Regions from separate parts of the Homo sapiens genome. Here region 1 is linked to region 2. The links are chromatin contacts, found by POLR2A ChIA-PET in ENCODE. All regions are on one chromosome and are shown on one strand. The core of a region is the stretch at or near the end of the contact, and the rest is flanking DNA. Distances in the headings are between cores, read along the strand shown. Region 1 has its middle 60 kb from the start of FAM174A. Region 2 holds the start of MACIR (macrophage immunometabolism regulator).

Region 1 (4,117 bases), core at 1,536-4,035, 2.7 Mb before region 2:
CCATTACTTCAGTTATGATATTAATGCAGTTTCAAATAAAACATCGCACCAAAGTTGAACAGGCAAGGAAGACTTTATTCAAGGCCGTTGCAATGGTGAGATCCCAGAACTAAATCTAAACTCATCTTCTCTGGAACAAAAGGCAGGAATGGCTTTTTAAGCACTGGGTGCCTGGCCAAAACATACTGGAGGATACCAGGGGAGAATCCTAGGGCACCTGTATTTGTTTGCTAATTGGCTTTACCCGATGGAAAACTAAACTTCTCACATCTTTGTGATAGAGAATGGTTTTGCAACTTGGCTTCAGGAAGGTAGGAGCCAAGTTGCAAAACTACCATCTGTCATAAACTGTCATAAACTCTATCATAGAAACTGTCGGTGCTATCTTCCTTGACATTTATTTAGACTTCAAAAAGATGGCTTTTTGGTCCTTGAGGAAAATATGCCGGGGTTCTAAATTTGGCAAGAGGATTTAAAAAATATTTACATCTGAAATGGGCAAATAGTAATTTTATAATTATGTTGTCTAAGGTGTATACTCAAAAAAAGCAAAAAAGTAGATAAGTGGCCACAAGTTAGATAGAAGCCTGTCTAAAGTTCAGTCAAGCTGAGGGGAACATTAATGCTGTTTTGGACAACAGGTTAATCAGAAATGTGGATTTCCTTAGATTTTCATCTGATATTTAAAACCCATATTTTCAAGCTTCTATATACAAATCATATGTATGTATATACACATACACACACATACATCGATCTATATATCTATCTATATCTATATATCTATATATCTACCTATATCTATATATCTATATATCTACCTATATCTATATATCTATATATCTACCTATATCTATATATCTATATATCTACATATATCTATATATCTATATATCTATATATATCTATATATCTATATATATCTATATATCTATATATATCTGTATATCTATATATCTATATATATCTGTATATCTATATATCTATATATATCTGTATATCTATATATCTATATATCTATATCTATATATCTATATATATCTATATATATCTATATATCTATATATATCTATATATCTATATATCTATATATATCTATATATCTATATATCTATATATATCTATATATCTATATATATCTATATATCTATATATCTATATATCTATATATCTATATATATCTATATATCTATCTATATATCTCTTCCACCCCACATGGATGGCCCAGAGATACATCAAACTGATGGTCATTATCATTCTTACACAAACTACCCTTACTTTGTGTTACCAATCTCAATGAAGGGCACCAACATTCATTCAAGTGTCCAAGCCAGAAGTCATGCTATCTTCTCTTAGCATCTCCATCACCTTCCATACCCTAAGCAACACCTTGCTCATATATGCATACAATCAAATAGGGAAATTAGCAATACCTAATTAATTTTTTCAAGTTAAAATTATTGGACCTATGTTCTATGGGCTAGACAATTAACATCTCAGTTTGCCATGTCTTTTTTTTTTTTTTTTTTTTTTTTGGTGAAATAAACAGAAATGTCCTATGAGAAAAGTCCTTACTGTTCTACTGGGTACTATCTGAGCCAATTTCCAGATTGAATTGGGGCCTTCCATCCAGGCACATACACTAATTAGGCTCTCCAATTTCCACCAGAGAATTTTAACTCTATCTCCATCTAAGCATTTGAGTTCATCTTTAATAATAGGTAATGTTTTCACTGTAAGATTTTATTATATTCATTTACCTAAAGCTCACTAGCACAAGTTTTTTATAAAGACTGGTGGCAGAAATCACTAGTCACCAATTTCTCTATTCTGAATTTTGTCCATGAGTTAATTCAGGCTGCCAACAGCTGTACAAGTTGACTATATCGTTTTCCTCTTGTAGAATTTCTTTTAACTATCTGTCATTATGCCACTGCTGAACAGAGATATTATCAAATACATAGCTGTGAAAGATAAGGTTATATTCAATGTGTCATTAATGAGTAAGTTTTACACTATATCACAGCATATATCTTTTATAAGGAATTTTGAGAAATATTCTACTTCAGTATCAAAATGTTTGGGTTTCCATTGAGCAGCTAGTTTTATTTTTACTTTACATGCTTTGAGGTGTTTGTAATTATATGGCTAGTTCTTTCTTTTTATCCACAAAACTTGTGAGCTGAACCAGAAGCCTCTGTTTACCAAAGTACAAGACTGTATAATATCATTTTTTGTATTCACTTTATCTCTGGAGTATCAGTTTGGTTATGTGGCTACATGTAACCAAAAAACCAAATAGGAGATGCGTTTTTCTAATATCTTGATTTCAGGGAGTTTGTGGTTGCTATTGTTAACATCTTTATAGCTCAGGGGATCCAGGCTCAAGGTCTCTAAAAACGCGTTGGTATTTTCTTTATGATCTTAAGATGACTGTTCCAACTCTAGCCATCCTGCCTTTGTTTGCAAAAGGAAGGAGGAAAGAAAAGAACGAAAGAAATATGGTTGGCCCTTTGAACAGCTGTTTCAGGCGCCTATTATTTCACATAAAACTCTTCAAAACTTAGTAGCTAAAAACATTTATCATCATATTTTATTCTGTGTATTGACAAAGCTTAACTGGCTTTCCTCACTTGGGATCTCTCATCTGATTACAGTCAGATTGTGTCTGGGACTGGAATCATCTAAATATTCAGCTGGGTTGGAAGTCCAAGATGACTCACTCTTGTGGCTGAGAGTTGATATTAGCTGTTGGCTGGGAGCTCAGCTGAAATGCCTACGCACAGCTTTGGCTTCTCATAGCGTGGCAGCTGGGTTCTAAGAGAAAGCTTCCCAACAGTAAGCATTTAAAGTGAAAGTGGCAAGTCTTCTTATAATCTGGTTTTACATGTTTGAGAATATTGCTTCTGCCACATTCTATTGGTCAAGCAAATCACTAAGGTGAGCTCAAACTCGCAGGAAGGAAATTAGATCCCACCTCATTGTGCGAAAAACAGCATATGTGAGCAAAGAGAGAAAGGACTCAATGGTGACTATTTTTGGAAACTATCTACCACTGTACTCTCTGCCTACCAGTATTCATGTTCCTCCCACATGCAAAATCAACTACGGTTTGAAGTCTAGGATTCATCATTCAAATAAAGTTCAAGGGGAAATGAGGGTCCAACTTCTCAGGTGCAATTCCTCAAGACTAGTTTCTTTTTAACAGAAGAATTTTGAACCAAAGAGACAAGTTACCTGCTCGGTAACACAATAAGTTATCTTCTCAACTGAATGCTCAATATAACAATGGTGATACAAGGTTATGAAACTGACAAAAAAAAAAAAAAGACAATTTTAAAAAAGACTGTGCTCTGGTAAAAGACAGCACTCACTCATCGATGGCAGTTCTGAAGTTTAACTGAGCACATGCCACCAGTTCCTTGACTGGGGCCCAGTCCTGCCCCAGATAATGTGCCTCTATGTCACTTGGCTCTGCCTTCTAGGCACCAGACTTTGTGCCCTACACTTCTTTCTTTTCCATTAGCAATCGCCTGTGTTTGCCGCTAAATATCTTTCTCAGCCTACTTCCTCCTAGAAAAAGTTTGAGTCCCCAATGACTCTTTTGAAAAAAATTCTGAACTGCCTCTATGACTTTTAATTCAGTCTTATTGAGGTTCACACCATTAGACAAATGTCAGCCCCACAGTTTATTTTTCGTCAGATAGATTCCTCTTCACTGTAGGATTAGAGTCTTGATACCGTGGGTTCCCAGCCTTAAGATTCCTAGGAGTCCTGTTATCTAGTTGAAAGAGTCTTTATAATACTCCTTCATATTCACAGATGCCTTTTTCTGATTGCAGCCCTGCCATAAATGTTTCTGAGGTGTCAATAAAGGGTCCTGTAATTGCTCTATTGAAGTTAACTCTACCCTGATGTCATGTGTTACTGAAAACACCTTGGGACTGAGTTTTACTCTGAGGCTATTTCTTATTTGGAGAAAAATTTTGCTACTTGGAGAAACTAGGGATGATAAATAATTTTATTTTTGAACACAGTAAGTCTTAAATCTTTTTTCCTCTCAATTTTTCTATAAAACACTGAATATTATCTTTCTAAAAATGTCATTCTCTCCGTG
Region 2 (4,017 bases), core at 1,479-3,978:
CTTTACAAAAGAGTAAGGCCTTTAAAGAGAAATAAAATCAAGTGCAGATTCACGTTCTATGTTCTTCTCCTAGTCTCCTCAGTGTCTCAAAGGGCTGATCCCCGTAGGCTGTTTCCCTGGCTCCCATGGCAGGTGTATCAGACTTGGCCAATGCAAGGCACTGGAAGGAGATTGGAGGGCAGGAGAGGAGAACGTATAGTACATTTCCCCCTTCTCCCTCCCTAGATTGCTTCTTTGGCAGTGGTTGTTTCTCCTCTATGGCCGCAGCTCTCACCAGGCTGGCCATGCTGCCTGGGCCCTGGACTCCAATAACCCTGCCTCTTCTCTTATTTCTCCAGCTAGAGGTCGCAGTTGCTAGTTTCTGGATTACTGTGCCATCTCCTGATTAGCTTCTGACTTTTCCTATCACCTACGTTACCAATTTCTTGCATTCAATTACTTCTGTAGATACTCAAAATGGTTTCTGTTTTCCTGGTTAGACCCTGCTTGAAACAAATGAGTTTATAGAAAAGAAGGTAATGTGGTATTTCTTGCACACCTGTCTTTGTAGATTCTGTTTTACATCATTATGTTGTTATCAAATTCACCTATTCTGTTCTCTCAAGCTGGTTGTTTGCTAGCCGACATCATTTACATCAACGTAGTATAATATTTCCCAGGCAGCTGACATTTTAAAGTCATTTTAAAGGGATTTTCTGGAAAGGATGCCTTGAGGCAAAGACATAACTTACACAAGGAGTGTGTGAGATGGAGCTTCTGAGTCCCCAAATTCAGAAGGCCTTTCAGGGCTCTGGGTCTATTCTACATTTGGGCCTAACCCTTTATATGAATGCCATTTTTCTTTATAGGTTGAAGAGATCTTCCTAAAACACTAAAAAGCTCTGGGAAGGGATTCTGCATTAACTTGCACCTCTTATATGCCCCTCAGCCACGGCACTTGCAACCCACATCCAATCCGAGTGAAGACAATACCCAGTCAGTATCTCTAGGTGGCATAAACATATCCTTGATGGAGCCACACATAAAGCTATTATCAACCATTACTGCATGGTGAATTGGTTTATTAGGTGTTCTTTGTGACACTCAAGAACTGACTTAGGTTCTGATTGGGTGAAGATTCAGGGTTAGGATGGGAGCATAGAACACCACCCAGGGAGGGAGGCAATTTGGAGACAATGCCCTCAAGAGAGCTAGCCTTGAGCCTAATAAACTAAGAGGGGAACTTTATTGCTTTTGGCCAAAGCACACTGCCAAACTCTCAGCGCAAAGGGCAAGTACAAGACATTCTTCTGAAAAAGTTATAAGATTTCAGACAGGAAGAAATGAAATTAAGTCTCTTAATATAAAATATACAATGTTTTGGAGGTGGTTTTATGAGAATGATCATCAGGACAATACACTATTGTGTCAAACAGATTATAATCGGAAATAATTCTCGGTGTATTCTCCTAATGTACTGATGCAAAAAAAGTTTCTTCATTTATTTATTCATATTATGTTGTGCTAGCTTCTATATTTTTGAAATTACATGCAAATCTATGTCGGGAAAAAAAGTAACTGATGTTTTGTAAAATTGTTTAGGGAACATTCCTTAAAACTTATTCTTCCCTCTACCTTCCTTTACTTATTTTAGGGCACATAAGCAGTAGCATAAAATGGCTTATAGCTGAGCGGCCTCCGGGAGTGGTTCTGTTGGACTAGAGGTGTTTATATATTTTTTGCCTTTATATTATCAGGAACATATGTAGATTCTGGAACAAGTGTGAATCAAGACTCGTTTAAACTTATATTAATCTACTCCAGATTTATGTCTTTTATGTTAAGATAAAGCATTTTGTCTTTTAAAAAATAAAACTCTCTTGATTGGACACTGGTACCGAAATTTATAACACTTATAAACAATTTTGGGGTTCACCGACTGCGTACACATTCAGCCTTAGCCACTCAGTAGGCATATGACCTAAACTTTCTGCATTTTTAAAATGTGGATCATAATTGGTTACTTCCTCACAGAATGGTTATTGAGAGATGTAAATTTGGATATGCATGCCAGTAAATATTCTTATTGCTGAGCTTAACCAGTTCGGCAGAAATGTACATGAATTGAGAGAAGCAAATCTTCATCAAAGAAAATAATTTATTACAATAATAGACAAGATCAACATTTGTGCAAATTAAAAAATAGTTAATCCAATCAGAATCTGAATTTGAACTCCCCCCCCCGCCCCACCCCGCCACCTTCACTGGGTATTACGAGTTTTCGTAGACTGATCCTATAATTTTTAATTTCATGGCCTTCTAGTTTTCTGTACTTTTGCTTAGTGCTGAGCCCTTTAAGCAGAGACTCACAAGTGACAAATATCAGCACACCACTTAACTGAGGAAGCCGGAGTGTTCCCAGGTCCGCAAGTTGGAGCTCTTTAGTTGGAGTGCTGGGTTTAGACTAGAGAGCGGGTGTTGCGACTCCTCCTCCCCACCACCAGTCAACAACCCCGCCCACCCCCGCCAACTTCTTCTGGCCTCTTAGCGCCTTTCTGCAGCCAGCCGGCCCGCCCTTCCTCCGGGTGTCTGAGAGCTGGGCGCAGGAGGCGGGCTCAGCGCTGACGGGCTGCGCCTCTGCAGCCAGAGGGAGGAGGCGGGAAGGCGGGCGGAGGAGGAGGCGGAGGAGGAGGCGGAGGAGGGGGCGGGGACTAAGCAGGGCGGTAGCTGGCGCCGAGCGCGGTGGGAGAGGAGAGGGTACCCGGCTGGCTCGGCTGGCGGCCTCTGCCTGGATCTCGGCGCCGCAGTCCTGCGCCTCTCCCGCCCCTGTCTCCCGCTCCGCAGCCCCGGGCACGGCGGAGGCAGCGGAGCCCTGGGCCATCGGTAGGTTGCACGGGGACGACGGCTCCGTCTGTAACCTTTTGTGCTGCAGAAAAGGTGGTGGTTATGGGGGGCTTGGGGGAGTGGGTTTGCCCCAGGCTCCGATCCCCAGTGCCAGCCCTAATCGCGGCGCCGCCCCTTCCTCTCCGCCTCGTGTCTGGGCCGGGCGCACGATGCCCGCGGTGCTGGGGAAACCCGGCCGGACCAGCTTCTGCGATGGGCGGCGGGGCGGCCCCAGCGTCCCTTGGCCTTGGTGGACCGGTTCCCAGGCACCCGAAGGGGACTGGGGTCTGGTAAACTGGGTGGGGCCCGCGCGGGGTGCGGGGAGCTTGCGGTTCCCTGGCACAGGGGTGGGGCCGCAGACGCCGTGAGTGTGCAGCGCGTGTGAGTGTGCGGGGGCGTGCGCCCCCGTGTGCGCGCGTCGTGCGCTCGCTGGGGAGGTGCGGGGACTCGGCGACCCGGAGCGCCTCTCCCGCGGTGCCGCGGTGCGGAAGTCGGGGCGCGTTGGCGCGCACGCTCGCTCGCTCCCTCCCTTGGCCGCTGTTCCCGCACCGCGGGGCAGCGGGCCTGGAGGCCCCTTTGAGAAGTAGCTTTCCCCGGCCGGCGGCACCTTTGGCTGCGTGCCCGGCCGCGCTCAGGGTGCGACTGCCCGGGTCAGATAGCACCTCAGGGCGAGCCCCGGCGGTCTGATCTCGCCGACCCTCCTCGTCCTGGTTGCAACCCGCGTGCGAGGCCGCCCGCGCCCTCCGAGTGTCTGCCGGTGCAGTGGGGGTGGACTGGCCGGCTGTGGCCGTGTGTGCGCGTGTGGATTGGGGCCCGGTCCGAGCCAGAAGCTTAAGCGGCAGATGTCGGGCATTGCCACCCTCGCCCCACCTGTCGCGGGTGGACTTTGGGGCAGGTGGGAAGCGGAGGAGAGGGGTTTCGAGGCGGGTGGCAGTCAGACCTCCAGCAACGCGGCCCCATTGTGAAGCTGCCAAACTCTCTCTAGTGGTGGAATCTGCAGGTCTCCGCCAGAAAGGAGATGGGAACGCGAAGGGAATGATGGCCCCGTCCTTTTCCCCTTGCTAGTGTTCCACACGCTTAGGGACTCCCTGCCTCTCCTTCCACCTCAGTTTTCAACCCAGTGGGTTACTGATTTGGGTGGAACCAAGATTTCCG

What was found. ChIA-PET counts read pairs that join two places held with the same protein, here RNA polymerase II (POLR2A).
Region 1: POLR2A ChIA-PET joins it to region 2 with 10 read pairs in PC-9. The contact joins the enhancer-like site here to the promoter of MACIR in region 2. POLR2A ChIA-PET finds 5 or more read pairs at or near these places in 2 of 52 experiments (PC-9 and activated B cell).

What each region holds. Positions count from the first base shown.
Region 1 is chr5:100,592,931-100,597,047 of GRCh38, forward strand. No RefSeq gene overlaps it. Among named protein-coding and RNA genes, the nearest start is that of FAM174A, 60 kb to the left of the region's middle. Within about 2 kb of position 2,786, at least 6 of the 41 ENCODE cell types and tissues checked have a DNase peak (open chromatin) inside an H3K27ac peak, as active enhancers do.
Region 2 is chr5:103,256,035-103,260,051 of GRCh38, forward strand. It overlaps MACIR (macrophage immunometabolism regulator), which reads left to right and starts at 2,729. Exons shown (of 3, transcript NM_033211.4): 1 at 2,729-2,862. RefSeq lists silencers at 2,390-2,899, 3,110-3,489.